Linked DNA regions of Homo sapiens: regions 2, 3, 4, 5, 6 and 7 are each linked to region 1. A link is a loop called in an ENCODE intact Hi-C map of the cell type or tissue named here. Cell type or tissue: HCT116. All regions are shown on one strand. Region 1 overlaps DYSF (dysferlin). Region 2 overlaps CYP26B1 (cytochrome P450 family 26 subfamily B member 1). Region 3 has its middle 220 kb from the start of CYP26B1. Region 4 has its middle 150 kb from the start of CYP26B1. Region 5 overlaps EXOC6B (exocyst complex component 6B). Region 6 has its middle 280 kb from the start of CYP26B1. Region 7 holds the start of SPR (sepiapterin reductase).

What was found. Hi-C counts contacts between places; a loop is a spot of excess contacts. Peaks named below come from ENCODE experiments on the same cell type or tissue, not always from the same donor. Only the 100,000 strongest peaks of a DNase experiment are listed, where the experiment ranks them.
Region 2: it touches region 1 in a loop (6-fold over the local background); 104 of 110 quality-filtered maps call a loop at or near these places.
Region 3: it touches region 1 in a loop (16-fold over the local background); 34 of 110 quality-filtered maps call a loop at or near these places.
Region 4: it touches region 1 in a loop (6-fold over the local background); 25 of 110 quality-filtered maps call a loop at or near these places.
Region 5: a loop joins it to region 1, with 12 times the contacts of the local background. A loop is called at or near these places in 51 of 110 quality-filtered maps.
Region 6: it touches region 1 in a loop (7-fold over the local background); 2 of 110 quality-filtered maps call a loop at or near these places.
Region 7: a loop joins it to region 1, with 11 times the contacts of the local background. A loop is called at or near these places in 8 of 110 quality-filtered maps.

What each region holds. Positions count from the first base shown.
Region 1 is chr2:71,543,707-71,547,706 of GRCh38, forward strand. The region is part of intron 17 of DYSF (dysferlin); the gene reads left to right. Among named protein-coding and RNA genes, the nearest start is that of DYSF, 79 kb to the left of the region's middle. RefSeq lists an enhancer at 2,041-2,120. In HCT116, CTCF peaks have their summits at 2,171 (motif pointing right) and 2,370; a DNase peak (open chromatin) is centred at 2,155; H3K4me3 peaks cover 900 bases; H3K27ac peaks cover 651 bases.
Region 2 is chr2:72,142,777-72,146,776 of GRCh38, forward strand. CYP26B1 (cytochrome P450 family 26 subfamily B member 1) reads right to left here. Exons shown (of 6, transcript NM_019885.4): 2 at 1,213-1,437. Among named protein-coding and RNA genes, the nearest start is that of CYP26B1, 3.1 kb to the right of the region's middle. RefSeq lists an enhancer at 3,762-4,000. In HCT116, no CTCF peak of the experiment used is centred here; DNase peaks (open chromatin) are centred at 2,295 and 2,745; H3K4me3 peaks cover 2,637 bases; H3K27ac peaks cover 1,085 bases.
Region 3 is chr2:71,922,373-71,926,372 of GRCh38, forward strand. No RefSeq gene overlaps it. Among named protein-coding and RNA genes, the nearest start is that of CYP26B1, 220 kb to the right of the region's middle. In HCT116, a CTCF peak has its summit at 1,735 (motif pointing right); a DNase peak (open chromatin) is centred at 1,749.
Region 4 is chr2:71,993,307-71,997,306 of GRCh38, forward strand. No RefSeq gene overlaps it. Among named protein-coding and RNA genes, the nearest start is that of CYP26B1, 150 kb to the right of the region's middle. In HCT116, a CTCF peak has its summit at 1,974 (motif pointing left); a DNase peak (open chromatin) is centred at 1,975.
Region 5 is chr2:72,577,296-72,581,295 of GRCh38, forward strand. All of the region lies in intron 6 of EXOC6B (exocyst complex component 6B), which reads right to left. Among named protein-coding and RNA genes, the nearest start is that of EXOC6B, 250 kb to the right of the region's middle. In HCT116, a CTCF peak has its summit at 2,489 (motif pointing left); a DNase peak (open chromatin) is centred at 2,466.
Region 6 is chr2:71,870,039-71,874,038 of GRCh38, forward strand. No RefSeq gene overlaps it. Among named protein-coding and RNA genes, the nearest start is that of CYP26B1, 280 kb to the right of the region's middle. In HCT116, a CTCF peak has its summit at 1,718; a DNase peak (open chromatin) is centred at 1,723.
Region 7 is chr2:72,885,897-72,889,896 of GRCh38, forward strand. SPR (sepiapterin reductase) reads left to right here and starts at 1,512. Exons shown (of 3, transcript NM_003124.5): 1 at 1,512-1,840; 2 at 2,418-2,708. The coding sequence starts at 1,537. RefSeq lists silencers at 1,364-1,753, 2,392-2,566. In HCT116, a CTCF peak has its summit at 2,126 (motif pointing left); DNase peaks (open chromatin) are centred at 1,455 and 2,085; H3K4me3 peaks cover 2,340 bases; H3K27ac peaks cover 2,038 bases.

The DNA of each region.
Region 1 (4,000 bases):
CGAAAACCAGTCAGGCGTGGCGGCGCGCGCCTGCAATCGCAGGCACTCGGCAGGCTGAGGCAGGAGAATCAGGCACGGAGGTTGCAGTGAGCAGAGATGGCGGCAGTACAGTCCAGCTTCGGCTCGGCATCAGAGGGAGACCGTGGAAAGAGAGGGAGAGGGAGACCGTGGGGAGAGGGAGAGGGAGAGGGAGACCGTGGGGAGAGGGGGAGGGAGAAGGAGAGGGAGAGGGAGAGGGAGACGGAGAGGGAGAGGGAGACGGAGAGGGAGAGGGAGAGGGCTCAAGCCTTCTTTTTTCCCTGTCACTCCTTTTATATTTTCCTTTACTTCTTTGCTCCTCGTCTGTTCTCTCCCGGCAGTTCTGCTTTGTTCCACAAAAACTACATCTTCTTGTACTCTACTGAGGATTCCAAATCATTTTCTGTAATATGCAGGTGAATGCTTTCCTGAATCTTATGGATGTGGTTTCCATATCCTGGTTGGCTCTCTGCCCTCTCCCTGCTTTATTCACTCTCCCACAAGATCTGTTCAGTGTTGGTATCTCTCACAGATAGGGTGTGTGGGTCTTTCTCTGTCCATCCATCTCCTCAGATCTTTAGCTGGAGGACAGGTTAACGTGCCCAGTTTCTGGCCGACTCTACCCAGTGCTCTTGAAGCTGGAGATCGTCTCCAGATTCTAGATCTGTAGGAGACCTCTAGGAGTTCTTCTCCTAGAAGAGGAGACTGGAGGAGATACCATTTTTAAAAATGTTCTTTTTTTTTTTTTTTTTGAGATGGAGTCTTGCTCTTTTCGCCCAGCCTGTAGTGCAGTGGTGTGATCTTGGCTCACTGCAACCTCTGCCTCCTGGGTTCAAGCGATTCTCCTGCCTCAGCCTTCCAAGGAGCCAGGATTACAGTTGTCTGCCACCATACCTGGCTAATATTTTTTATTTTTAGTAGAGACGGGGTTTCACCATGTGGGCCAGGCTGGTCTCGAACTCCTGACCTGAGGTGATCCACCTGCCTTGGCCTCCCAAATGTTAACATCGTTTTTAAGCAAGACATTGTTAACTTAGACTTCTAGCTGCTTGATGTCCTCAGATCCTTCCGTAAATGTAGGCAGCTATCAGAGGCATGTACCTGACATTGTTTTTCATTCACTTCATTCTTTTAGGAGATGCTTATTGAACATATGCCTTCTGTCAGGGGCTGGGCATAGAGGGTTGAACAAAGTATTCTTGGTCTCACCCTCAGGGAACTTAGAGTCCTGGCAGGCGACAAACAAATAGACAAATAAAAATATGGGTATAAGTTGTCTTAAGTGCCCTCGAAGAGAAGGACATGCATGGTGAAAGAGAATAACAGAGTAGGGGAGAGCTGCTTCTGCCTGACAGAATCAAGGAAGGCTTCTAGGAGGAGGTGTCTTAGGCTGCCAGAGGGGAAGCCACCGGCACGTGAGGAGTAGGAAAGAGTTCCAGGCAGAGGTGATGACATATTCCAAGGCCATGTGGCAAGAAAGAAATGAAAAGACTGGTTTGGCTGAGTTCTCTGAAACATTTAAAGGGCAACTTTTAATTATAGAAAATTTCAAGTACACGCAAAGGTAGAGAATTGTACAGTAAACTCCCAGATACCCTCCCTGAGCTTCCACATCTAGCTGCTCTCTGCCTTCTGATTTCCTTGTTGGAACTTTGGACTAGTCCCAGAAACGACCTTCCTGAAGGCACTGCGAACTTCCTCTTCCTGCCCCAGCCCCTCCCTTCCTCGCTGGGGGAACAATCTGTTCCGGGATGTGGCCCCTTCACTAATTGCTGTTCAGATAGTTTCTAAGGAGGGCTGTCTCCTGCACAGGTAGAGAGATTTGGGGGTGGTAATGCAGACAGAGGGTCACCTCACAGGTCAGTACTCTTGGTATGGAAGGAACCTCGTCTTCAGTTTTCTGACTGGCACTGTCTCTCATCTCTCAATCCAGGGGCAGACAGTGGTGGGGGCACACTGTGGCATTTCTGACTGTTTTCCGACAGTTGTGTTTCATGACGCTGCAGCCGTGCCTACCACCAGCCCCCTGATGGAGAGTTAACATCCCCCGACCTGTCTTCATTTCTATGCTGTGTGAGCCCTCACCTTTCTCTGTGTCCGCATGAGTGTGTTGGTGGGAAGGTAAGAAAGATGTTTATGTGGTCACTAGATGGCGCTCAGGTCACGGGCAACCCAGCATGCTGCGGAAGGCATTCAAAGTCGGGACCACCTTCCATCACAGATGGTTCTGGAAAGAAATGAGAATCTTCTTGCAACCAGCTAACCGGTTTTGAACATGCAGTTAAATAGCTTGATTTAAGTGGCAGTAAAAGAGTTAAACTTGTGCATCCAACTGGAGCTGTCCTTGATGACTCTCGGACTCTGCCGACCCGTTCCTGCAGAGGTGGGTCCCTTTCTGGGGCCAGGGCCTCTCTCCGGCCTTGAGGTCGGGCCCTTGCCTTGCTCGGGCCAAGCCTCCCCGACTTGCCTGCAGCCCCCTCAGAACGCGTCGCTCCAACTTTCCTTTCAGCCCTTTTTTATGTTGTTTCTCCACGTTGTGGGCTTGTAGCCCATTGGGGTGATAGACAACACTTCTATTTCCTCACTGCTCTCAAAGACCAAATGAAACTGAACTGTAAAAACAAGTTCTTTCTCTGTATTTCCCCGCCTCAGGGTTCACCAGATGATTTGGTTCAACTAGCAGTTTTTGTTTTTCTGTTTTTGTTTTTGTTTCCAGTGAGGGCAAGACCTGACACTAACCTTTTAAACACCTCTGCCCACAAATTTGCCTGGGCGCACTAGAGTGTTCCTTGGACCCTGTGCTCTGAAGTATTAAGTAAGAATTTTGTTTTTTAAAAAAGAGTGCTTTCCTTAGAAGCTGCAGGTCTTTTGAGAGGTAACAGGCACGTGAGCTCTGTGAAACATACACAGATTCTTTGATAACTTTATACATAGGAAACTCATGCTCCATAAATAGCACTTGTATCCTAGTGTTTTCCATAGTTAAGAAATCCAAAGTTAGTCTCCTTTTGTCTCTGGAATGTAGATGATGCTGATTTCCCAGCAGTTTTCAGTTTCTCCTCTTGCCTGGCGCAAGCGAGAGTCAGGCAGCCAGCCGCCATGGGCTTGGGGATGTGCCGAGAGGCAGAGGGAGCTGGCGGGGCAGACCGCAGGTGATGGCCTCAGCTTCTTCATGCATGTTCCGGGGACTGTGTGCAGGGCTGGGACTTGTGGCTCACTGGGCTGGGAGGTCCTGCTGTCTATCTCCTTCAGCTTCCCCCAGGTGAGGCAGCTGGGCTTCGTTGCTCGGGCCACAGAACTGGGAGCATTCATCTGTGTTTTGGGCTTCCACAGCCCCAGCTTCCTGGGCTGAGGGAAAACACAATAAAACACTTGTGTTTTGGCAGAACGGTGATGTGGACTAAATAGAGGCTTTGTCTTGGGTGGCTTCACTGGTCACTGTGCTCTTGAACTGTCTGCAGACACAGGGGCGAGAGCCCGGGATGGACCTTCACACCCAGAGACTGCGATCCGCCCCCAAGTCAGGAGTCATTGACCTAAGACACCAACAGGGCTGTGTCTTATTACACATTCCCAGTGCCTCCTCCTGCACCTGGTTAGGCTTGCTGAATGAACAAATGAATGAAAGAATGGGTGAATTAGGTTGGGTGCTGTGGCTCACACCTGTAATCCCAGCACTTTGGGAGGCTGAGGTGGGTGGATCACCTGAGTTCAGGAGTTCGAGACCAGCCTGGCTAACATGGTGAAACCCCATCTCCACTAAAAATACAAGAAATAGGTGGTGGTGGGCACCTGGAATCATAGCTACTTGGGAGGCTGAGGCAGAATTGCTGGAACCTGGGAGGCGGAGGTTGCAGTGAGCCGAGATTGGGCCACTGTGCTCCAGTGTGGGCAACAAGAGCAAGACACTGTCTCAATAAATAAATAAATAAAAAGAAAGAAAGAATGGGTGAATTAATGAAAAGGTGTGGTTGCGAGGCAG
Region 2 (4,000 bases), 600 kb after region 1:
CTGCTTCCAGCTAGGAGTGGGGCAGATGGAAGAGAGGACTTTGGGAGCCCCTTTCCAGTTCCTGAAATACATGCTGTATAAGGGAACGGGGGTGGGGGCAGGGATGCAACCCAGTCTCCTCGGTTTGACCGCTCCTTCTTTTGTCTGCCGTTAAGAATTACCCTTCACAGGCTGTTCAGAGAACGTCAAGTGCTACAGGATGCGTCGGCTAGTAGAGCGCTCCCCACCTTCGCCAAGACCACAGCACATGCGGCCCCTGACGGAGGGAGTCCGCCTCCCCACCTCCCCGGTCTGCCACCGCTCAGGGACGGGGGGCTGCCTCTCCCTTTCCTTAGGTTTCAAACCTGGGTGAGTCCTCTGACCCAGTGGAAAAAAATGGAGTGGGAGAGGTCGCGCAGCCTCCCTCCCGGCGGCTTAGGGCCCGCCCGCTGGCTCCGCTTTCGGGTTACTGCAGTTCAAACAGCACGTGCCGCCAGCGCTGGGAGCCTAGCGCAGCCGGGAGGGGCGGGGGCCTGTCCCGTGCGCGCCTCCTCCGCGCCTCCTCCAGTCGCTCGGGAAATCCAAGGGATAAACACCCACTTTCCCTTCCTCTTTCGGGGGGGGGTGGGTGCGCTTTGATCCCCGCTCGTGCCTCGCCTGCTCTCCCCCCGCCCGCCCTTCCCCCACGGCCCAGACCCGTGCGCTCCGCTGCCCAGGCTCGCCGCACCTCTCTGACCAGGCCCCGCCACCGCAGCCCACAAGCTGTCCCCAACCTCCACGCGCAGCCGCCTGCCCGCGACTCCCTTCAAGCAGCCTGTGGTGGGAAGGACAGCTTTGATTTTAGAATGATCGGTCTCCAGTCCTCGGAATTCCCTGGGAAACGTGGCGAAAAGGCGAACGCCGGCCAACTGTCCCGCCCCCTTCTTTTTCCAGCTCTGTGGAGCAAGGCAAGGACAGGCTTTGGACACCCCAGACCCCGCACGCTCAAGCTCTTCCAAGCCACCGTTGGGGGTGCCCATGACGCAGTCGGCCAGCAAGAAAAGGGACCAAGAGGAGGCCGGAGCAGGCCCTGGATCCGGACTCGAGGCCTTGTCGGCGGGGAACTGCGGAGTCTTCAAGCATGGTGTGCAAAGGGGGGCACAGATTCGGTAGGGGACATTCCCCGGGCTCCAGGAACTCCTTGCCCCGAGGTGGGGGAGGGATTGCGCGGAAGAAAACGGGCAGAGTTCTTACCTTGCGCTTGTTGCGGTGGATGTCGCCAATGGAATTGGACACCGTGTTGGGGCCCAGCAACATGCGGGTGCTGCGAGGCCACTCGGTGCTCACGAGGTGGTGCTCGCCCATGAGGATCTTGCGCACGTTCTCCGCGCCGGTCACGCGTATCAGCGGCCGCCCCAACAAATGCGTCTTGAACACGTTGCCATACTTCTCCCTCCGCGACGACTGGAAGCCAGAACCCTGCGGGAGCCACACCCGGGTCTCTCTCAGGGTGCACTTCTGCAGAGGGCCCGCGAGGGAGGGGCGGCGGACCCCAACCCGGGGTACAGTCACCTGCCCCCTCTCCCCACCAAACACACTCACACAGACGAGCACGCAGGTTTTATTTTTCATAGCGTGCACAAGAACTGCGAAGTAGGGCCTAGAGGATAATAAATAATGCAAGGAGGCGGAGGCCCAGGGGCACCCCCAGGAGGCTGTTTTTTGGTAATGACTTTCGAGAGGAAAGAGGTATCCCGGACAGCTGGACCCGAAGCGGGAGTCTCCGCCCCCACCCCCACCCCCACACCCCCACCCCGCGCTCGGGAGCCTCTCGGAATAAATATTTCCAGGCTCCGGGCCACGGGCTGGCGAGACCCCGCGGGGTGGCCGCAGGCCAAAGATTATTTATAGCGGTAAGCGGTCGGTGCCCGGAGGCAGCAACTACAGATGGGGGTTGGAGTTTCCTCCGCTCTCCGGTGTGGCCCGCGCAGGGACCCGGCGGCCCTCGGAGGACTCTGCAGGGCGGGGTCACGGGCCCAGAGCCGCGATTTTCCTAATGCATTTTGCCCTGGAAATAACGGAGACGGACTTTGGTTGCCGCCCTGGAGTTTGGAACCCGAGCGCGGGGCGGGGCGGGACCGGGCAGGGCGACCCGCGCAGGTAACCAGATCCCCGGTGGTGGCGGCGCAAGCCGAGGATGGCGGGGCCGGGGCCGGCCGGACTCTCGAAACGGCTGGCGGAGCCGGCCGGGCGCGGGTACCGGAAACCGTGGAGACCTCAGAGGGGCGGGGGCAAGGGCGTCCCGCTCACCTTTGACGTCGGCACTAGTTACCCCACCCCACGTTAACCCTTCTCCTGCCGGGGCAGCACCCGGCGCAAAGGGGAGGGGCGCCACCTGTCTAGCCGCCCCGCCTGCCAGCCCACGAGCGTACCGACTCGGGCTCCAGATCTACCCGCTCCTGCACCCCCGAGGGGACAACTCAGTCCCCCTAGCCCGGGTTGGTCCCCCTCCTCACTTTCCTTTTTTCCACAGAAAACTACTTCCAGCTAAATGTGCACACACGCCAGTACAGCCGAAAAGTGACTCTGCAGAACCCGGAGCCCTAATCACTTTTCCACATGCGCCTCCGGCCCGGCGCGCGACGGGGAACGAGCTGGGAGCGCCCGCGCAGCCAGGAGGGGGGCTGGGCCGCGGGAACGCTGTCCCCCTCCCAGGCTGGAAGGCGGGGATAATTCCCCCTGCCGTGCAGCCCTTCTAGACGGCGTCTACCCCTTTAAGAAAAATCTAGGCGGAGGTGGGGTGCGACAGAAGGGGTGGTGAGGCGAGGGTTTCCCTCCCTCCGTCTGCTATACCCGTCTCCCTCGCTCCGTCTCACTCTCCGTCTTTCCTCTCCTTCTTTTCCTCTGTTTTTCTTTTCTTTCAACACAAAAGTTGGGTTGTGAATTTTCCGAGGTCGCCGCCGCCTCGCCCCCACCCCCCGCCTCTGATCTGCCTAACTATAATTAAAGTGCGTTTTTTGTGGCATTAATAAAGAGTTATTTGTCCGCCGTTTCCACGGTCTTCACAAAGAGTACTTTCATAGGGGCGGCCGCTCGGGCCGCGAGTCCAATTTATACAAAAATGTTGTATTTTTAGCCCTGGGCTCTGTTTAGATGGCGCTCGGTGGAAACGGAGAGCCCTTGGAGGTCCCCCCGTAAAATCTGATAAATGACTCCGAAAAAATAACGCTGGGATTCAGAGGGCTCTCATTAACCCCTTAGGCGCTCCTGTACACGTACCCCCTATTTCCCTCCTCACCTCCAGATCTAGGGCCCCGGGTTGGAGGGATGGGGAGGCTTAGGTTTCCTCCTCCCTAACTTCTGTGCAGGTTGGACGCTGACCCCCAGGGGCTCTTGTGGGATTCGGAGAAAAGGTCATGGGGACCTGAGGGGGGGCAGAGAGGTCAGGAAACGAAGTGGGGGTGGGTGGTGACAGACCGTGGATTCAGCAGACTGGCTCTAAAAGGCGGGAGCCGTTGCCCAAGTTATTTTATTTCCTAAATTCGCGGCCCAAAGCCTAGAGCACCGCTGCAGTTGACACTTTAAGTGTGGTGGCGAGGGAAAGGCTCTGGGGATTTCTTTGCGGGGGGTGGGGGGGTGATACATCCATTGGTTGAAAGGACCCCCACCTCATTGCACGAACAACCCCAAAAAGAGATGGGCCTAATCCGGGACGTGGAAAGACCACAGGGCAGAGGAACTTCGAACCCCCTCCCCGCCCCCGCTCCGCTGTCACTCGTCCCGGGGCAGGGTGAGTGCGTGTGTGCGCGAGCGCGCGGATTGCACGCGTCTGTTAATTTCAAGCCAAGCTTTCGCACCTGTAAACCCACAGGTCGCAGCGCTCACCTTTCGCTTCACCTCTCTAGTGCGGGGATTGTCAGTTTCAGGACATCCCTGCTTCCCCTAACAGAACAAACGCGCGTACACACAAATACACCTCCCGCAGTTACTGCAGAGGCGCTCCGCTCCCCCACCCCAAGAAGAAAACCGGTGTGTATCACAT
Region 3 (4,000 bases), 380 kb after region 1:
GGTGGCCAGATGATAAAGGACATGGAGTCATGAGGCAGTGGTGGCAACAGTTAATAGAAATAAGAAAAGACCTGTTTGATTAAGCCACGTCTTTCCTTCCCAGACCCCCTTTTCTCTCCCTGGGCTGTATTCAAACCCCATTGCATTTGGAGGGAAATCCAACCCATGTGTTTCTGATTCATTTACACTTAACTCATCAAAATCCTGTTTTGAAAGAGGCCATTGGATGGTCTACAAAGTCTGAGCAAAGCTCCCTGCCGCCGCGGGCTGGTTGTGGACTCACCAAATACCCCTTCTAATCCACCAGGCCTGTGGGCAGGCTCTGCACCACAGTGAAGGCTGTCTGAGTGTCTGCTCCCCAGCCTCGGCCCCCTTGGAGCCCTCCCTCACCGCCTTCTGCCTCTTTGAGAACTCCCAGGCTGCCTGCGAGGGTCTGGAAAACTCACACATCCCTGAGGGACAGGCACAAAACATGCCACCCTTCCTGGGCCAAAGCTATGTTTAAAATGAACTTGTAAAGCAAATGCTGAACCCAAAAGAGGGAGGCTCATGGTGAGATCACAGGCATGGGTGGTGCATTTCAGGGGCCTGCAGAGGCCTCCATCACAGTAGGATGCTGTGCTCATCTTAGAGATAAGTGATGGGAGAGATGAGCAGTTGCCTTGTTGCCCAGGACTGTCTCCCACCCAGAGTCAGAACCTAAGTTATTTCTCAGCCTCGGACCTTCTTGGATTGGATTTGAAAGAGAAGTCAGTCTTCCCTCAAGAGCAGGACACCTAGTTCCCATCTTTGGGGCTTGGCAAATTTTCATGGGTCTGTGTGGGGTGGTGTCAGCTACTGGTGCAAAGGCAAGTTCTCCCAGGCAGACATTTGGAAGTCATTAAGCCAAAATATGGTTGACTCAGATACAAAGCATGCCAGAGCTAGAAAAGACCTTGGAGAACTTTGTGGTCCAGCCCCCATGCTTACAGATCAGTCCCCATGAGATCCCCCTCCAGAAGGAGTTGGAGTAAGCCAAGCTCCTCCAACTTGCTGTGTTGGGAGAGCATGGGGTGTGGTCAGGAGAGACAGGAAGTTTGGGTCCCCTCCAAGCAAGGCCTAAGATGAAACACATGGGAACCAAGAATGGAACTAAAAGAGTGAGGACCTAGGTCCTTCCATGTGACCATTACAATGGGCTTTGACTTCGGGGCAACCCCTTCCTTGCGTTGTTCCCTTTGCCCCGTGGTTACTGGAGGGACAAATCTTCAGAACTTGCTAAGAGGGTGTATGCAGTTGGGAACCAGAAGGCAAGCAGTGCTCTGTGGGAAGCTGAGGGGGACACCAGAGGCTGACTGAAACAAGAGGGTAGATGGATGAATAATAACAGAACTGTTTACTGGGGGTCCTTCAACCGTGGAGCTCAGAGAGGTTCAGTAATTTTTCCCATATCACACAGCTACTAAGTGTTGGCACCAGAGTCCAAATCTACATCATCCTGGCTCTAAAAGTCATGCAACCAAATAAATAGTCAGGGGATGGGAGCACAGAGGGGGAAAGAAAGCTAGACATGGCTCTGTGCTCACTGTTGTGCAGGGTTGATACTCAAGGAAGCTCCCAGAAGGAGGTGCTGTGTGCAGGGTCTGGAAGGAGAGGAGCAGCAAGGCTTATGGTGGAGGGGAGGAGGATGGTCCAAATGGAGGGATCAGGTGGGAGCCAGTTGAGGCGCAGCTGCTCTGGGCACTAATGGCATGTGGTGGTTGCACCTGGAACCTACCAGCAGGTGGCAGTATTTCAGAACAAGAAGAGCGTCAAGTCGGTTAGGATAGTGATAGAAAGTAGAGATGCTGAGCTCTTAGCGTGTATTCCAGGCATTGTCGTAAACATATTATACAGAGCATTTCATTGAAGCTGCACGACAACTCTTTGAGATAGGTACTATTATTAGCCTCATTTTCCACATGAGAAGGGTTTAGTAAGGGTTTAGTAAGAGAAGGGTTTAGTACGTTGCTCAAGGCCTCAGAGGCAGGAAATACTGGAACCAAGATTCTTACCAGGCAGTCTAAACCCAGGCCTAAGTCTCTGTAGTTGTAACATCATAACTCAACTGATAGGCAGATACTGCATTTCTACCATGCATTTAGCATTGCACTGGGCTAGGGACTCAAAAGAGATCTAGACAATATCCTTGCTCCTGGGGCCCAGCCAGCTGATTTGGGTTTTACAAATCAATGATTCTAAGCCTCATAATGATTGACAATAGGTACATGCAGGGCAGCAGGTGGTGGGGCTGAGCAATGACCAGAGTCCTCAGACCCGGACTCAAAGCCTGGCTCCTCCACTTGCTGGCTGGGTGGCCTTGGGTATGTTCATTGATGTCAGAGGGCCTCAGTTTTTTCATCCATCTATAATTGGGTATAATATTGACCTCATGAGGATGAAATGTGAGAACACATGTAGAGAATTAGGCATGGAGTAGATCATGTGTTTTACCAAAATGACAGCAAATATCAAATACAAAAGGCAATGGGAGCCTAGAGGAGCAGTCTTGAAGTGAGTTTCCAAGACTGAGCAGTTTGGCTGACAGAGGAGGGTGAGGAGTGCAGCCTAGGAGGGAAACACTGACAAGCCATGGAGATTAACAGGCCATGATGCCTGAAAAAACACGAGCAGGGAGGAAAGGAGCTCAGTGAGCACCCTGGAATTCCATGGAACCAGGCACTGCCATGGGCTCAAGGACTGGGAAACATCACCTTCAGAGGGTTTCAAAACGAGCTGGATTTAAACAAGCAAGCAGATGGCACCAAGCACTCCATCAGCACACGGTCATTCAACCAGCATCTCATGGGCCCACTAAGTGCCAACCACGCTTCTTGAGTTGGTCCAGCCTGGGCTTTTCTTCCTGCACTGTAGGGGTGTCTCTGCAGTTGCTCAGAGCACTGTCTTCCCCTCAACTGGACCCAACATGCTCCGGCCCCTGCTCTGCCCAGAACGTCTGTGAGCAACCTGGTTCTTGTCAGAAGTTCCTGACAAGCTCTGCAAAATCCAGCCCTCTTGTGACTCCACCAGACATACCCCCAGGGGAAGAAAGGGTACCCCACCAGGGCAGGAGGTGGCAAGACAGTCTCTGCCCCCCGGGAGGGGTGAGTCATTCAGGGAGGATGCCTGCCTCAGGCACTGTGGGAGATGAGGAGGAGCCCCGTGTATCTGCAAGCACAGGGTCACCTGAGGGCGTGCAGAGCTGGAAGAAGCTGAGGCATTCAGGCAGCAGGGCCTGTGCCTCCTCTCCGCCTCCATTTCTGACTTCCAAGTCTTCAGAAGCGACAGCTAGGACATCCTCTGGCTCCCCTCCAGCCACACTGTGCCTCCCGCACACACACCTCCCTCTGATTCTAGCCCTCCTTCTCGAGATATGGCAGGAACTAAGGCCAGTGGCTCTTCAGGGTGGATGGGGGTTGACACGAGGGTGCATCTGGCTCTGGTGCTATCTGCACAGAGGTGCGTTCCTTCCCTAGGCCCCCCACTCACACCCAGAAACATGATCATTCATTCCATCATACACCCAGCTGGGGCTGGGGGAGGCCATGACAGGTGGGCCAGCAGGGGTGGTGGGGATGGGGCGCCGCGATCTTCTCCCAACCCCCTCAAAAGACAGATATGTCCCCTCTGAACATGCTGGGGGAGATTATTTTAACAAGCACTTTTGTACCAGGAAATCAGTGTGTTTAACCTAACAAGCAAAGAACAGCCCAGCGGGGCCCATAAATCTAGTTCCCACCTATTAATTTTACGGCCTACATAAAGCAGTGTTGAAGTCCAAAGTATATGTGACCTAAAAAGGCATTGCTCATTCTGACACATATACGACGTGGCCAGGACTCGAACCCTGACCCTGACCCTCACTCCAGGAAGCCAGCTCCCAAGCCTTACAGAGTGCAGAGGCTCATGCTGCAGAAACCCACCCAGGCTCCTTGTGAAAGAACAGGACAGCTGGAGGCAACAACTGTGGAGAGGGCTGGAG
Region 4 (4,000 bases), 450 kb after region 1:
AAACTCCTGAGCTCAAGTGATCCTCCTGCCTCGGTCTCCCAAAGCTCAGGGATTATAGGCTGACATTGTAATTTCTGTTGGTCCCAGCTCATCTCCCCAGCCTGACATCTGCTACAGTTGCTCACTCAGCTCAGTGGGCCCTGACATCACTGCAGGCTCCTTCCCGGGGTTCCATATCAATAAAGTCTTTGATTGGAGGCTACAGGACTAAGTAGAGAGAAGGAATTGGTCAGAGGGAAGAGGTCGAACTGTATGCCAAACTAGTGAAGGTTACCAGCTTAGCTCGGTTCTGTCTATTTTTCTTTCTCATTAGAGTCACTTATTGTGTGCATAGGGCTCTCTCAAGGTTCTCTTTCCCCCTTAGTTTACTGATCATCCTGGTTATTTGTGCTGGATGCTGAGATGGAGTTTGATAACTCTTTGTGGTGTTTCCTAATCCAGGCTCATAAGCCCTGTGTTTAGCAGAGACTCCTTTGCATCTGTGGTATTTGGTTGAGTAAGTGTATGGGCCCCTTTATTTAAATTATTTTACACAAGAGGTAGCTTTAAATGAATTCAGGTCTTGGATGAATTCTCAGAGCACCAAATATCATTGCAAATGTGATTACTGAACCATTGTTGATAATGTTTTTGAGGTCATAGAGAACTAGAGACGGGCCACAAAACAGAAGATTGACAAATGTTGAATATTTTTCACATAGGCGAGGTGGATAGCATGTGGAAATTGCAAACTGATAAGTGTGACATCTCTTACCAATAAGATACCAGGATGGACCACTGAGTAGACAGTTTCTGCACACTAAATCACCATGCATAAACATGGGTTCTCAAGAAATAGCTCATGCCAAATGACCTAGTCTGTTTATACTTGCTTATTTGAATCAAGGATCAGGAAGTACTATAGGCATGGCTCTTCCTGACTGCAGTGAGATATTTGAAGAAGTTTCTTTTGAAATCTTAGTAGATAAGATGGAGAAATGTGAGTTGGCTACTGGTTAATTAGGCGGATTTGTAACTGGCTGAACAACTATACCTAAAGAATATTGATAAAATATTTTTTAATCAACAACTCACACAAAAGTATTTATGACATGCTTATCATCATTTACAAATGATGCCAAACTGCAAGGGATAGCTAATAATTTGGATGACAAAATTAGGATTCTAAAGTATTTTGCCAGACTGGAACTTGGATTAAAGCTAACAACAACAAAGTGAATGGAGATAGTGTGGAGATTTTCCCTTCAGGTGTAAAAAAAGAAATTGTATAAGCACAGGAAGGGTAGACATGAGTTAGCAGTAATTCCTTGCATTAGTTGGGGATGCCTTTGGCTGCAAGTAACAAAAATACCTGATTCAAGATGGATAAGGCAATTTATCATCTCCTATAACAAGGAGACAGGCAAAGCAGCTGTGGGTGTGAAAGCTTTACTTCTCTGAGATACTCTAGGCTAGCAGTTGTCAACCAGGGCAGTTTTGCCCCCAGGAAACATTTGACTATACCTAGGAACATTTTTTGGTTGTCACAACTGGTAAGGTGGGAGTATGCTATGGCCTTTAGTGGACAGAGATGTCATGGATGCTGCTGAACATCCTACAATGTGCAGGATAGCTCCCACAACAAATAATTACATGGCCCAAAATGTCAGTAGTTCAAGACTCAGAAGCCCTGATTTTTTACAGTAATCCAGATCTACTGTCTGGAGCCTTCCCTGAAGTCACATGGGGGAAGGGTGGATAGCTGAGCAAAATTGGGATTTTTTAGGAAGGAAGAAAGGAGGGATGGATGTTGGAGAGTCCGCCATAAAGATACTACATTCATATCAAAAATATTTTTTAATTGATTATGAGCCAGGGTCACTGCCAGCCCAGAAAAGATCTTTGTGTGATTTAGAACTAAGGCACCCCCCTTCCTCAGAAACTTTACTGCCATCTGCTGGAAAAACTACTGAAGGAAATATGTAAATCTACAATAGGTTGTAAATAGAGCCCCCTAGAGTTGTGCCACACATAACCTCACGATAATTTACAGCATGCATCCCTTCTGTGAGTCTAACATGATCCAGCTATATAAAATGGCTGTCAAAGAAGTAGCTTAGGACTTTACAAACAGGAACCATGTGTCCCAAGTAAGGAAGGTCAAAATCTCACCATATCCTACATTGGTCACACCACAGCTGGAATTCTTGGTAAATTCTTGGTTTCATAGTTGAAGAATTTTTTTTTTAAGTGACCAAAGAAAGTTGGACTGGAGGAAGAAGTATCAAGGAGTCATAATATATGAGAAGTGTGTGTGGAGAAAGGAAGGAACTGGAGATGTAGAGCTGGTGAAGAAACACTAAAAGTCAACTGGAGCGTTATCTCCAAGTATCTGAAGGGTTTTAAGGGGATAAGGACCAGACTGAATCTGTGTTTCTCCAAAGGGCAAAACTGGGTCCAATGAGTGAAATCATAGACTCATGAGATATGGCTGGAAGTGACCTTGGTGGTCAACGAATCAAACCCATTTTTCAAACATCCCTCCTACAGTACTTCCACAGCAGCTACCCTGCCAGCACACCTTCAGTGTGATCTTTAGGTGATGCTAAAGTGTTTTACGTTACATTGAACTCTGCCTCCTCTGGCTCTCATCCATCATTCCCTGTCTCCTTAGCTGCTCTCTTGTGACAAGTAGGTTTCAGAGACAGATTTGCTCTACATAACAAAGGAAGTTTCACAACCAGGGTTTCCATCCAGTGGCTTCAAGTAGAAGATGGACTACCATTGGTCAGGGATCAGATCCCTCGTCTATCAAATGAAAGAGTTAAACCTAGAAGATTCTAAGTTATTTCCTGCTATCCAAGTGGATTATGGTCTCTGGGCTACAAAAGTAAGAGTTTGATGTTGCTGCCAAGTTTTTCTTCTCATTTCCTCATCCTCCCTGTACACGTTTGCACGATTTGGCACTTGATTTTACCATAATTAATTTAATCAGCCCCCAACTCATGAACCTTTAGAGTGTTTCCAATTTTTCATTATTACAAACCATACTGCAATAAACATTCTTATATATTACTTTGGGGCACTTGTGTAAATATTTTTATAGGTTAAGTTCCCAGGAATGGAATTGTTGAGTAAAAGGGATAGACATTTTGAACTTAATCTGCCTTAATGATTTGCATTAATTTACCCACACCAATACTGGACAATTGCACTTAATCATTTCTGTCAGACTGAAAAATCTGTATTTGATTTTTTACTTCTTTGATTATTAGAGAAGTTAAGCATTGATTTCTATGAATTGCTCCTCTTCATAATCCTTGTCCATTTTTGTATGAGTTATCAATATTTTGTAAAAGTTATTTATATATTGTGGATATTAATGACTTGTTCAGGTGTATTTATATTCAAATATTATTTCTAGTTTTGAATATGTCTTCTTAGATCTATTTAGATATTTTGCTAGAGAGAAGATTTTAATAAAATCTGACAATGTTTTATGTTATATATTTTAGGCTTTAAGTTATGCTTAAAAAGATGGAAATATTATGCAAATATTCTCCAATACTTTTATGGTAAGATGTTTCATGTTTCATATTTAATTACTTAGTCTGAATTTTTAAAATGCAGTGTCAATTTATTATGTACATTTTTTAAATGAATATCCAAATATTCTGATCCTATTTATTTAAAAAAATACCCTCTTCTATTATGATTGCCACTTATTTACATATTTACTTCCCATTTGTACATATGTGTATCTATTACACTTCCAATTCTCTTTCATTCAACAACTTACCTTTTTCTGTACTTGTATCGTACAATTTTTAATACTGTGGCTTTATGGTGCTTTTTGATTGCTCGTAGAATAAATTCCCTCCTAATTTTCTTCTTTTACAAAAAAATAGAATTGTTTTTCCTTGGAATTCAATTAAATTAATGGAGCAATTTGGGAATAATTGATATTGTTATAGAATTAAATCTACCCATCCAAGAACTTGTGTCTCTTCACTTACTAACT
Region 5 (4,000 bases), 1.0 Mb after region 1:
CTATTGTTCTCAAAAGTAAGATGTTCTTCCCCACTTACTTCCAATGCAAAATATACAAAAAGGGATCAAGGACTCCGGGGCACAAAGGAAGGTAGAACTTCCTTTAAAACTTTCATATTTTTAAAAAGCAAGCTTTCAACTAGAGAGTGATCATTTGCTCCCTTAACTCTATCCTCTTGCAGTACAGCAAAACCAAACGATTTCATAAGTCGTATTTTATTGAATCCCAAGTTAATTATATTTCCTTCACAATCAATAAAATATTGTCAGTGTTTCAAAAGCAATGAACAAATGAAAGTTATCATCTATTCAAAATGTATGTTATGGTACTGGCAGGAGGTGGTGAAGACTAAATACTGATATAAATATATAAATACATATAATATATATTAAAATGAAAATGTGACATTGAAGTCCATGAAAATCAAAAAAAGAAAAAGCCCTTCAGAGATCTTTTCTAACATGCTATGCTGTTTCATCAAGATCACTGATTCTATCCCTTCAGAGACCATCATTATAATAATGTGTCAAAGAAGCAGCTGACTGACTTCTGCTGACTGGGATGGAATAGAGGGAGAGGGGTACAAGGAATACAAACAGCAGCTAGATCTTAGAAAGCATCTAGGTGTTTTCATTTTCTTAGTTGTTCATTCTATTTGTAAGTAATTTTTACACACTTAACCACCTCTTTCTCAAGAGTACTTCATATATATTCTTCTCTGATTTCCTAATATAGAGAAATTGAGCAAGGTTTATTCCTCAAACACTTATCTCTCAAATCACTCTTTCTACTCTCCCAAAACCCAGTAGCACAGGTCTTGTTTCCTATTACTAATGTGTGTTCCACCATCACCTCATTTCCATCACACCTAAAATGGAACTCATCACCTTCCAATTACAATCCCCCTACCTAATACAGCCAGGCTCTTCTTAAACCACATTTGTTCATCATGTCAATTAGATATAAGGGAAATTGGGCAGGTGGGGAGAGGGATTTAAACAAGTCTAAACTTCATAATCTAACACTTAGATTCCACCATAATAGAAGCTAAACCTAATTTTCCAATGTACTTACCCAATACCCTCCAAGATGAATCTTCCAATTGGATGAGGCTCTACCTCCTAATACGCTGGGTAAATTTCCACTTCTATATCCTTAGTTACGCCATTTCTTTACCTGATTACCTTTCCTTGCCTCAATCTAACCCTTCCTACAAAACCCAAGTACAATTCTTCTTCCTTTAGGAAGCAATTTCTCACTGCTCTAACTCATGATGCTTCCTCTCTGTACTCCTACCTTCAGTCAAACACGTGTTAAAAGTCTACATGGTACCAAGCATTGTGTTGCACACTGGTGATACAAAGAAATAAGATGGAGACCCTGACCCCTGAATCTCACATCATACTATTACAGGAAGCAAATCAACAAATAAAGGATAAATATGATAAAAAATAAATATGATTTTTCAGAGATAAATGAAAAAAGTAACCATTCCAGAAGAATGAAGCAGCAGGAGAAGGACTATGTATGAAAAAAATATTATCCACTCAGGAAACGGCAAGTAACTTTGTATAATTAGAGTATAGGTTATAAAGGAATAACAGGAGATAAAGATGCTATATAAAGCAGTTTCAATGTTAGAGAAACAATGAAAGAATGTAAGCAGGGGAATAATGGATCAGCTTTACAATTCAGACAAACCCTCTAGGAGTCAAGGAGTGGTCAACTGAGAGAAGACAAAGACTGGAAATAGAAAATCTAATATACATCACTAAAACAGTCCAAATAACATTATGAGAACTTGAATAAAGGTAGCAACAGATTACAAGAAGCAAAAGTAACAGAATTAACTGACTTAAATGTGGTACATGGAAGAGAAGAAGGAAATAAGAATAACTACAAGTATTCTGGCCGTGATGACTAAACAGTGGGGCCATTCCAAGCAATAGGAACCATGAAAATAGTAAGTTGAATGCAGGATAAAAAAAGATGAGTTCCCTAAACCTGTTGGGTATCCAGGTGAAAATGACAGTAAAGCACCTCAGTGTATACAACTCTTTCAGGATAAGAAAAACACTTTACCATTCTTAGACTGCCCCAAGTCCAGAAAGTGGCATACACATAGTAAATTTAGATATTTATTATATAAAGGCAACAGGTAACAAAAGGGAATTCATGTGAAAATGAGATTTGGCCCAATAAAAACTTATAAAAGACTTGACTTGAGTGCTTTTCTACCCATTAGAAGTTAGAGGAGAGCCCACAAGCATGACCTAACCTGGACTGTCAAACTAATTCACTATTAACACTTCTAAAACTGTCAAAGTGTGTCTATGAGGCATCTTACACAGGCCATTAAATAAACATTTATTGTGGAATGCAGCTTCCAGGGCTACCTAGCAATAAGACTCAGAGAGTTAAAAATAATAAGAATCAAAAGCTAAAGGCTCCTGACTTTCTCAATCCAATACTGACCTCTAGTGGATTAGAGGCATACAAACAAATGACCTTTAGAATAAGAAACTAGTTGAAAAGAAGATTTAGGCCTTAGAGGCCAAATATAATTATATAGGCTTCAATAACAGGGGAGAAACAAAGCTTCTTGGAGAAAGATAGGTCTTACTCTGCAACTTATTAATTGGGCAGGTTACTTCTCTCTGCAATATCCTTATCTATATATATAAAAAAAAATTAATCAAACCTACCTCAAAGCTGCCACAAGGCTTAAATGAGAAAATACATGTGAAGTCTCTTGAATTAAAACAAACAAACAACAACAACAACGAAAAACAAAAAAAAGCAAGCTTTACCTATCTTGCCTCTGAAAAAGAAATAAGAATTTTTTTTTTTTTTTTTTTTTTTTTGGAGACAGGGTCTCACTGTCATCCAGGCTAGAGTGCAGTGGCGCGATATCGGCTCACTGCAACCTCTGCCTCCTGGGTTCAAGCGATTCTCATGCCTCAGCCTCCCAAGTAGCTAGGATTACAGGCACGTGCCACCATGCTCGGCTCTGTTTTTGTATTTTTAGTAGAGACATGGTTTCACCATGTTGGCCAGGCTGGTCTCGAACTCCTGACCTCAAATGATCCACCCAACTCGGCCTCCCAAAGTCCTGGGATTACAGGTGTGAGCCACCACACCCGGCCAGGAATCTTGTTTCACTATCTACTATGGAAACATCTGAAACCCAGCAATATTTCTATACATAATAATTAATGACATCTAATATCACTGTATAACAAATTTTGCATTTACATACATTTCAAGTGTTATGTTTCTGTAATGGACACCATTGGTGCTCCACTTAAATCCTCTGTTTCACCTCTTATTCCAGCTACCATCAGCAACCAGTTCTGAACAGGCCTGGAAGCATCACATAATATAACCTGACATCAGGTTACTTGGATACTTGGATACTTACAGTACACTTCTTGCTGCCTGCCCTAGGACTTTTCTAATACCAGAATGTGGAACCCCACAAGAAGTACTCAGCACTCCTGCAGCACAATCTGGAAGTAAAACAACCCTTGAAAAGGAGCTGACAGAAATGTTTCTTTGCTTTGTTCCTTCCATAGTCAGTTCCAAAAGTCCTCTCAGAGAGTCCCATGGATTAAGCAACCAGACTGCCCTAGCATTATACCATTGTACTGACTCTCCCACCTTCTCTTTTCATTCCTCCTAACTCTTACTTCTGTTCCATGAGATCATACAATTGAATAAACCAGTCACATATCAACTCCGCAGGCTAAGAGAAACCAAAGCTACAATAACATCCCATCAACAATACAGTAAAGTGGAATTGTGATCCCTTGTTTAGTGTCTGAAGCCCAAAGGATAACCATGAAAATAAATGTCAAAATCAAGATAGGAAGAATCCAAAGATGCCACTTCAAGTCTCACCAAACAAAATTAACTGTAAAAAAGCTGTAGTTTCAAACCAGGGTTTTTTCACACTTATCAGGACTGGCTCTGGACTACATCTTTCTTTGGCAACCCACT
Region 6 (4,000 bases), 330 kb after region 1:
GCACGGTGGTAGGGTCTGCAGGCTCTCCTCAACTCACTTCTCTTGAAGGGTGCTGCTCCTCGGAGGGACCACGACAGACCGGCTTTACCACTGTCCCTCAGTGTGTGATCTTGCAGAGTGCCCTTGATCTTCTGCATGTGAGTGGTCCTCTCCCATATTGTCAGTGATGCTGCACATTTCCTACTTACACATTTCTAATACTTTGGTCATTTCAATGAGAATCTTGGGGTGCGGCGAGTAGGAGGAAAGGAGGGAGAGACTCCTGTCCTCACATCGTTTTCTTACTCAGAACCCAGTCACTCTGTCCACCTGTCCATTCATCTAGTTAACTGTCCAGGAGGGTCAGATCTCGGTGAGTCTGGACCAAGTCTCAGCATCCTGTTTGCTTCTGACTCAGCTGACTTGGTCTCATCCTCCTTTTCGTATATCGGGAAACTGACCCCATAGTTCTGGATGTGTTTTTATGTGTCTGTGGATTATCTGATACTATATTTCTAGATCATTGGCCAGTCCAGAGGAACTCGATCAAATTCAGTTGAAATCAATAGGTATGGATGAACAAAAGACATTTCCTTAGAGAGGAGAAGGCACAGCCTGGCTGGGGTGGGGGACTGGTCAGGCTTCCAGCTCTATCATTAATAGGCTGGACTGTCCAGGGAAATAGCCTTCCTTTTGGGGGATATCAATTTTCCTCCTTTTTTATATGAAAGCATTGAATCTCTAAGGTCTTCCTCACTGCTATTTTTGGATTTTGCTGTGAGCCAGGCCCTGCTGTGGAAGAGACAAGAGAAAGGGGCTGGTCATGTTTCTGGTTAAAGAGGCAAGATGGATGCTTGCATCCGCTCGAGGAGCCCTGTACTGTCAGGCAAGAGTAAACTTGGTAACCAAGTATGGGATGCATAAGACTTTGCTGGGAAAACAAAGTGGAAGGGGCCAAAAGGAGAACACAGAGCAATTGGATAAGAAAGAAACGGTGGCAGTCAGGCGGGGTGGCTCACACTTGTAATCCCAACATTTTGGGAGGCCGAGGCGGGCGGATCTCTTGAGGTCAGGAGTTCGAGACCAGCCTGGCCAACACAGTGAAACCCCATCTCTACTAAAAAAATACAAAAATTAGCTGGGTGTGGTGGTAGGCGCCTGCAATCCCAGCTACTTGGGAGGCTGAGACAGGAGAATCGCTTGAACCCGGGAGGCAGAGGTTGCAGTGGGCTGAGATGTCGCCACTGCACTCCAGCCTGGGCGACAGAGTGAGACTCCGTCTCGAAAGAAAGAAAAGGAAGGAAGGAAGGAAGGAAGGAAGGAAGGAAGGAAGGAAGGAAGGAAGGGGAAAGAAAGAAAGGAAGGAAGAGAAGGAAGGAAAGAAAGAAAGAAAGAAAGAAAGAAAGAAAGAAAGAAAGAAAGAAAGAAAGAAAGAAAGGTGTGAAAAAAGAAAGACTAAAAATAAGAAAATAAGAGAGAGAAGGAGAATGAGCAGGAAAGAGGACAGGAGTGGTCAGATGCTGTGGAGTAACAGGGTGGGGAGGCCCAGGATTGGGCTGGGCTGGTGGGGGGTGGGGGGAGATGTACTGGGGAGGGTGTCATTCCTTCTGGATACTGTCTGAGGTGACAAACAAGCTCTAAAGGTCCCATATGTCCTAGTGGCTGCCTCCTTCTCACGTTACATTCACATTCCCAGCCCATCCCGAGCGCGGGAGAGGGAGAGGCAATGGTGCAGTGACGTCCCGGCCCACTAGGCGGCCGCGGGCTCCTCTGAATTCCAGGCTCAGCACAGAATTCAGCCCCTTGTAACCAGAGACCCATTTCCTATTTCCTCTGTTCCCTGGAGAAGATGGGATGGACTTGTGATGAAAGGGATTCTAAATAGAATAAAGGAAACACACACACACACACTTCATGGAAGCAGTTATTGTGTGTGAAAACTAGAACCACTGCAGAGGGGCTGAGGCCAGCCACCACCCATTCTTACCTGGTTTCCTCCTGTCTCTGAAAGCCAGCAGATAGGGGTGGGGGATGGGTTTGGGTCCAGGGTTAGGGTCTATCTTTGGTTAGGGTTAGAGTCAATTGATGGTCAGTATCAGGATCCATATGAGGCCAAGGTCAAGGCTCTGTCTGAGGTCAGGGTTGGAATTATACTGTATTTGGGAAGCAAAGTAACTATGGGATTGCATAAGAAATGAACCATGATGTTCTCTAAGGAAAAAAACCAGGGATGATTCCATGGAGGGGCTAAGCTTCTAGTAAGACCTTGAAAGAGAAACCTGGCAGTGGCAGAGGAAGACCTTGAGGGACTGAAAAGAATGGCTGGACACAATTGAAGGTAATATCAGTGCAAGTCCCCAAGAGATGCTGCCTCCTGATCAGAGTCCAGCTCATCAGCAGATGCTATGTGACCTCCCTCCTGAGTGAGAAGGAGAAGGAAGACACCTGAGCTCCCAGGCCACCCTCCCTGGCCCTGTGGGGGAAGAGGATTCTCCACTGGGTTTGGCCAAGGGCACCTTTCCACACATTCCTGGCCCTGAGTGCCCCTCGGCCCGGTGTTTGCACTTGGGCTGCCAGGGCAGGGGCTGGTGTCAGGCAGGGCGGACACAACCTGGAAATAGGGAGCGGCCGTGGAAACAATGTGGGTCTGGCAAAAGCTCGCTGGCCATGCCCAGGCTAGAGATGGGCTGGGCTGCCCCTGGGGAAGCTGGGGCCTGGGGACATGGAGCAGAAGGGGCCCACTCAGCCCAGAGCCACCTTCTCCAGGCCTCACCATCATGGCCACCGAATCTGATGGCTGCAGGAGGCCCAAGGGCCATCCACCATGTTCCCTGACGGTTTTTATTATGGTCTGCAGCATGCTTTTCAGCTCTGCTTTCTCAAATGATAGCCACTGGAAACACTGCCCTTCTCTCCAGGCCCTTCTGCAGGTATTCCCACACTTGCCGGCCGTCTCCCACCTCCATGAGCGTGGCCTTCGCCCATTAGTCAAAGGCTCCCTGAAGACAGTCCCCTTAGTCAGCAAGTGGTTCTCTGAAAGGCTTTCTTTCTCCTCAATATGAGGAAGGGGCTTCCTGAGGAAACGGTCCCCTCAGCAATCTGGAAAAAGCCCGAGGAAACACCGCACCTCCCCATCAGTCTGGAGACTCTCAGAAGGGATACTTCTCCTATCAGTCTAGGGGCTCCCTGACAGGGTTCCTCCCTCAGAGTCTCCATCATTGTGGTTAATCAAGGAAGGGTCTTCTCCATCAGTGTGGGGTCCTTGAGGGGATGCCTTCCCCTGCAGTGTGGGGTTCCTAAGAAGATACCCCCAGCAGTGTGGGGCCCCTGAGGGGATGCCCTAAGTAGTGTGGGTCCCCTGAGGGCCACAGCTTCAGCAGATTGGGCAACTCTTGCCAATTCCTGGACAAGAGCAGTCAAAGTAAAGTGGAGGTGTCAACCAAGAATCTGAGTCACGCTCAAGTTGATGGTCAGGATAGGATGCCAGTCCACGCCCATGCAGGTTTTAAAAAGAAAATGATGGTGGGCATCATAATGCTTATGAAGCTGGTAATGAAGAGGGCAGTGATACCTGGTGGTGGTGCCAGTGATGGTATGGATGTGGTGAGAAGCTGGAGGCCTTGTGTTTGGTAGTGTCAGTGACGGTGGAAGAGGCAGTGCTGGATGTGGTGGGGAGAACTAGGGAGGTGGTATTGATGGTGGTTGCAACAGTGGGGGTGGCCACAATTATGGATGAGGTTGGCACTGGTGGTGGAAGTGGTGGGTACTGTAAACCAATCGCCACCTGCTGGAGACCTGCCCTAAAAGAAAAGGGTCCTGTGCCAAGGAGAGCAGAGAGTTGAGGGAAGAAGAGGGACATTTATCCAGAATAGCTGGGGGAGAAGCTAAACCATAGTGGAAAGGGGAAACCAAAGCTGTATTTGTATTCAAAAGTGGTTCAAGTTAGACCTGAAACAGGAGCACCAGTGACCAAATCTGAAGCTGTGGAAGTTATAAGCATCTCAAAGTGTGATCCCAGGAC
Region 7 (4,000 bases), 1.3 Mb after region 1:
TTGTTCCCTCCTTTTCTTCAAAAATCTGGCAAATGGTAGAAATTTAACAAATGTCAAATGAATGGATGGATGGGATCGTGCTTTCATCAACCTGTCTTCTAAGGCCTGGAGAGCAGGGAGAAGCTATTAAAATTCTTTAAATAGTAAGCTGTTGGGCCAATGAGATCTTTATCTTCAGTGTGAATAGGTAAGTGAAAAGCAGGGCAACTTCAAATGGTATACACATATACAGAGTCTTATCAGCGTTAAAATACCAAAAGCTTAAAAAACAATTAGCCAGGCGTGGTGGTGCGCACCTGTAATCCTAGCTACTCAGGAGCCTGAGGTGGAAGGATTGCTTGAGCCCAAGAATTCAAGGCTGCAGTAAACTGTGATCACACCTCTGCACTTCAGTTTGGGCCACAGAGCGAGACTCTGTCAAAAAAAAGAAAAAAGAAAAGAAAAAAGCCTTCCTCCAAGTTGTTTCTTCCTTAGAGTTGGCAATAATAGTGGAAAGGCGGTAACTTTGCTGTTTAGCCCCAGGGGAGGGATCAGCCCTGTGGGGAATTGGGCTAAGTTATCAGAGGTTACTTACTGCCCTTGCTAAACTCTAAAGAGATTCGTTTTTTAAAAACTGACACACAATATTTGGACATATGTATATACACAATGGAATACCACTCGGCCACTAAGAAGGAAACCATGAAGAGATTCCTTTTTAATATATGTAGCTGCATGCCAACTTGTCTCACGTTCCTCCTCTCCTAGAAAAAAAAAAATGTGGATTTTTCTGAAGCACCTGCCTGGAGGTACAGACAGATGATTGCGCAAACTTGAAGCTGAAAGTGGATGGAATTGCTGCCAGGGAGACTGTAGCATGAGCAGGAGCAGAATCCTGGGGAACACACTTTTAGGGACAGGAGTCAGAAATCTCAGAGAAGCAGGGGTTACTGGTGGGATCACGGAGCTGCTCAGGGCCTAGTAAAAGGGAAAGGTTTTAATATCATTTGGAGCCACTGTGGTTCTCCCAGAGGAAGCTCCTGTCATCCAGAGAGCGGTGAGCTCCCAAACAAGCAGAGACTTCAATTCCTAAACAGGCATAAGCTTCATTCAGGGTGTTCACTGGCCACGACCAGGGACGCCCAGCACCCAGTGCAGGGCCTGCCCTGGAAGAGGTCAGTAGTGCAAAGTTAGGGCTGGAACTGGGAGGAAATTCGAGCATGCGTCCCAGCCGGAGGCTGAGCTTGCGGGCGAAGAACACGGCAGCGCTGGGAACCGGGCTAGGGCTTTCCGTGTGGGCCGCGCCTGCCGGCCCTCTCTGTTGTCCCACTTGGCACGGACTGGGCTACCGCCACGGTTTGACTTCCGCCACCAGCAACCAAGGGAACCAGATCCCAAGGGAACCAGCACCCCTGGGCGCTCGCGGCCCGAAGCCTGAGGTTCCCGCCCCGCCCCGGCAGGGCGGCCCCGCCGACACCCGTAGCGGTCCCGCCCCCCGCGGCCGCACCGCCTCCTGCCTGGTCTCGGGTGCCAGCGCCGCCGGCGGAGAACAGGAGCATGGAGGGCGGGCTGGGGCGTGCTGTGTGCTTGCTGACCGGGGCCTCCCGCGGCTTCGGCCGGACGCTGGCCCCGCTCCTGGCCTCGCTGCTGTCGCCCGGCTCCGTGCTTGTCCTTAGCGCCCGCAACGACGAGGCACTGCGCCAGCTGGAGGCCGAGCTGGGCGCCGAGCGGTCTGGCCTGCGCGTGGTGCGGGTGCCCGCCGACCTGGGCGCCGAGGCCGGCTTGCAGCAGCTGCTCGGCGCCCTGCGCGAGCTCCCCCGGCCCAAGGGGCTGCAGCGACTGCTGCTTATCAACAACGCGGGTAAGACCCCGGGGCTGGAGCGGACTCCCCATGTGAGCGCCCACTTCCTCCACCGCTGGGGAATTTAAGGGCTACTCCTAGGGGTCAGATAGGACGCCTAGAAATCTAAAGCCCTAGTTGTTCCAGCTTGAGTAGCAAGTGGAGGCGAGGTGTACAGGAAGACTCGGTGCCGTCGGGACAACAGTCTGCCCCCACTTCCTGGAAAATTGGCCAGCCGGGTTTTCCAAAGCGCCTGTAGAACTTTCCCGAGCCCCTTGCTCTGCGCCCTCTGGCGGAGGCCTGAGTCAGGGCTTGGAGTCTCCAAACAAGTAAACTCTCTGCTTCTCCAAAGGACCGCTAGAGCTTTCCTTCAGCCCCACGGCAAGGCAGGTGCCTTCTCATTCTGCAGCTTGGGATGGCTAGGTTCCCCAGCTGTGTCTTTCCGCAGAGCTGGGGAAGAGAGAAGCCTCTTCAGAAGCGCTAGGCAGCTTCCTCCTCTAGGTCTGCATGGGAAGAGGATATCTGGAGGAACTTGGGAGGGCTGGGGAAGAAGAAAGCCCCGCCTGCACTGAGTTACTCCTAAGGGTTGGTTTTTCAGGCTCTCTTGGGGATGTGTCCAAAGGCTTCGTGGACCTGAGTGACTCCACTCAAGTGAACAACTACTGGGCACTGAACTTGACCTCCATGCTCTGCCTGACTTCCAGCGTCCTGAAGGCCTTCCCGGACAGTCCTGGCCTCAACAGAACCGTGGTTAACATCTCGTCCCTCTGTGCCCTGCAACCTTTCAAAGGCTGGGCGCTGTACTGTGCAGGAAAGGCTGCTCGTGATATGCTGTTCCAGGTCCTGGCGCTGGAGGAACCTAATGTGAGGGTGCTGAACTATGCCCCAGGTAGGTGGGAAGTCCTGCCGTCCCTGTCCTCCAGAACCCACTGGTGCGCCTCTGGGGGCTGGGCAAGCGGCCTAGTCCGCCCCCTCCAGGAAACAACCCACAGGATTTTGTCCTTGAATCTTGACCCATCACCCCTTAGGGGAAATACAGACCCAGGGGAAATAGAGGTGGCAGGGGCCGGGGATACTGGTAGAGAGTGAGGAGTTTCCTGGACTGGAGGGTGGGGCAGGAAGGTCTGAGGTATTAGATGGAGTTTGGGAGAAGACTGGGGTTTGAGTTCCAGGCCTTCCTCATGTGAAATGGGGAAGACGCTCCCTGCCTCACAGGGCACTTGGGAAGACTGAATGAGATACTGTATGTGAAAATGACCCTGACCTGTGAAGTGTTGCCTCATTGTTAAATAGGACTGACCACACTGTATTGTCTGCATATGTTTGCTTGCCTCCTTCCCTCCCTTGACAGGAAAGCCTTTGCACTATGCAGATGTGTGTTCCTAACACCTAGCAAAGCACTACACTAAGGCAAGCTGCAGGACATGCTAGCTGTATGGAGAGCAGACAGACTTTGTTGAGTGCTGACCATCCCTGGCTGAACTGTGCTGGAACACTATTGAGGATTCTGGGATAAATAGAATAGATCCCTTGCTCTCATGAACGCCAAAGGACAGGGAGTCTTGTGATACTGGGTCTAGTTTCTGATGCCACAGCGCCCCTGTCTTAATAGTGAGGAGTCTCTTTTAGGCTTGAGGTTGCTGCAATCAGAAGGTGGTGACAGAGCAGCCATGGAAAGCCTGAGCAACTTGGGCAGAAATCCAGTAGCCTGTGTCCCTGGGGAATAGGGTCAGGCTCCCAGGGCAGACAGGTAGAATGGCCTGCACAAAGCACAGATGTGGCAGGGCTGGATCCCACCTTGCTTTCAAGTTCTTCCTCATGTTCTCCAGTACCCCAGCCCCTACCACCCCTGCCCCCCAACACACATGCACAATTATTCTCACAACCAACATTCAACTCATCATCCACTCTGAATTCAGCCCAAGGATTCGCACAAACAACAGTGACCAAATGTAAGCTACAACCAGGAGCAGAGCAGACTCCAGAAGTCCACATGGCTGCGTTTGGTCTCAGGAGGCTGCCCTGGGCATTATGAGGGAGCTGAGATTTTCAGGAGGTCCCCAGGGCCTGAACCAAGGCAGAGGCCAGTCTGGTTTTCATTTCGGTCTCAGGAAGAATGTTCTAACAGGTGCTCAGAGATGGAATGGGCTGTTTGGAAAGGCAGCAAGTCCTCTCTCAGCA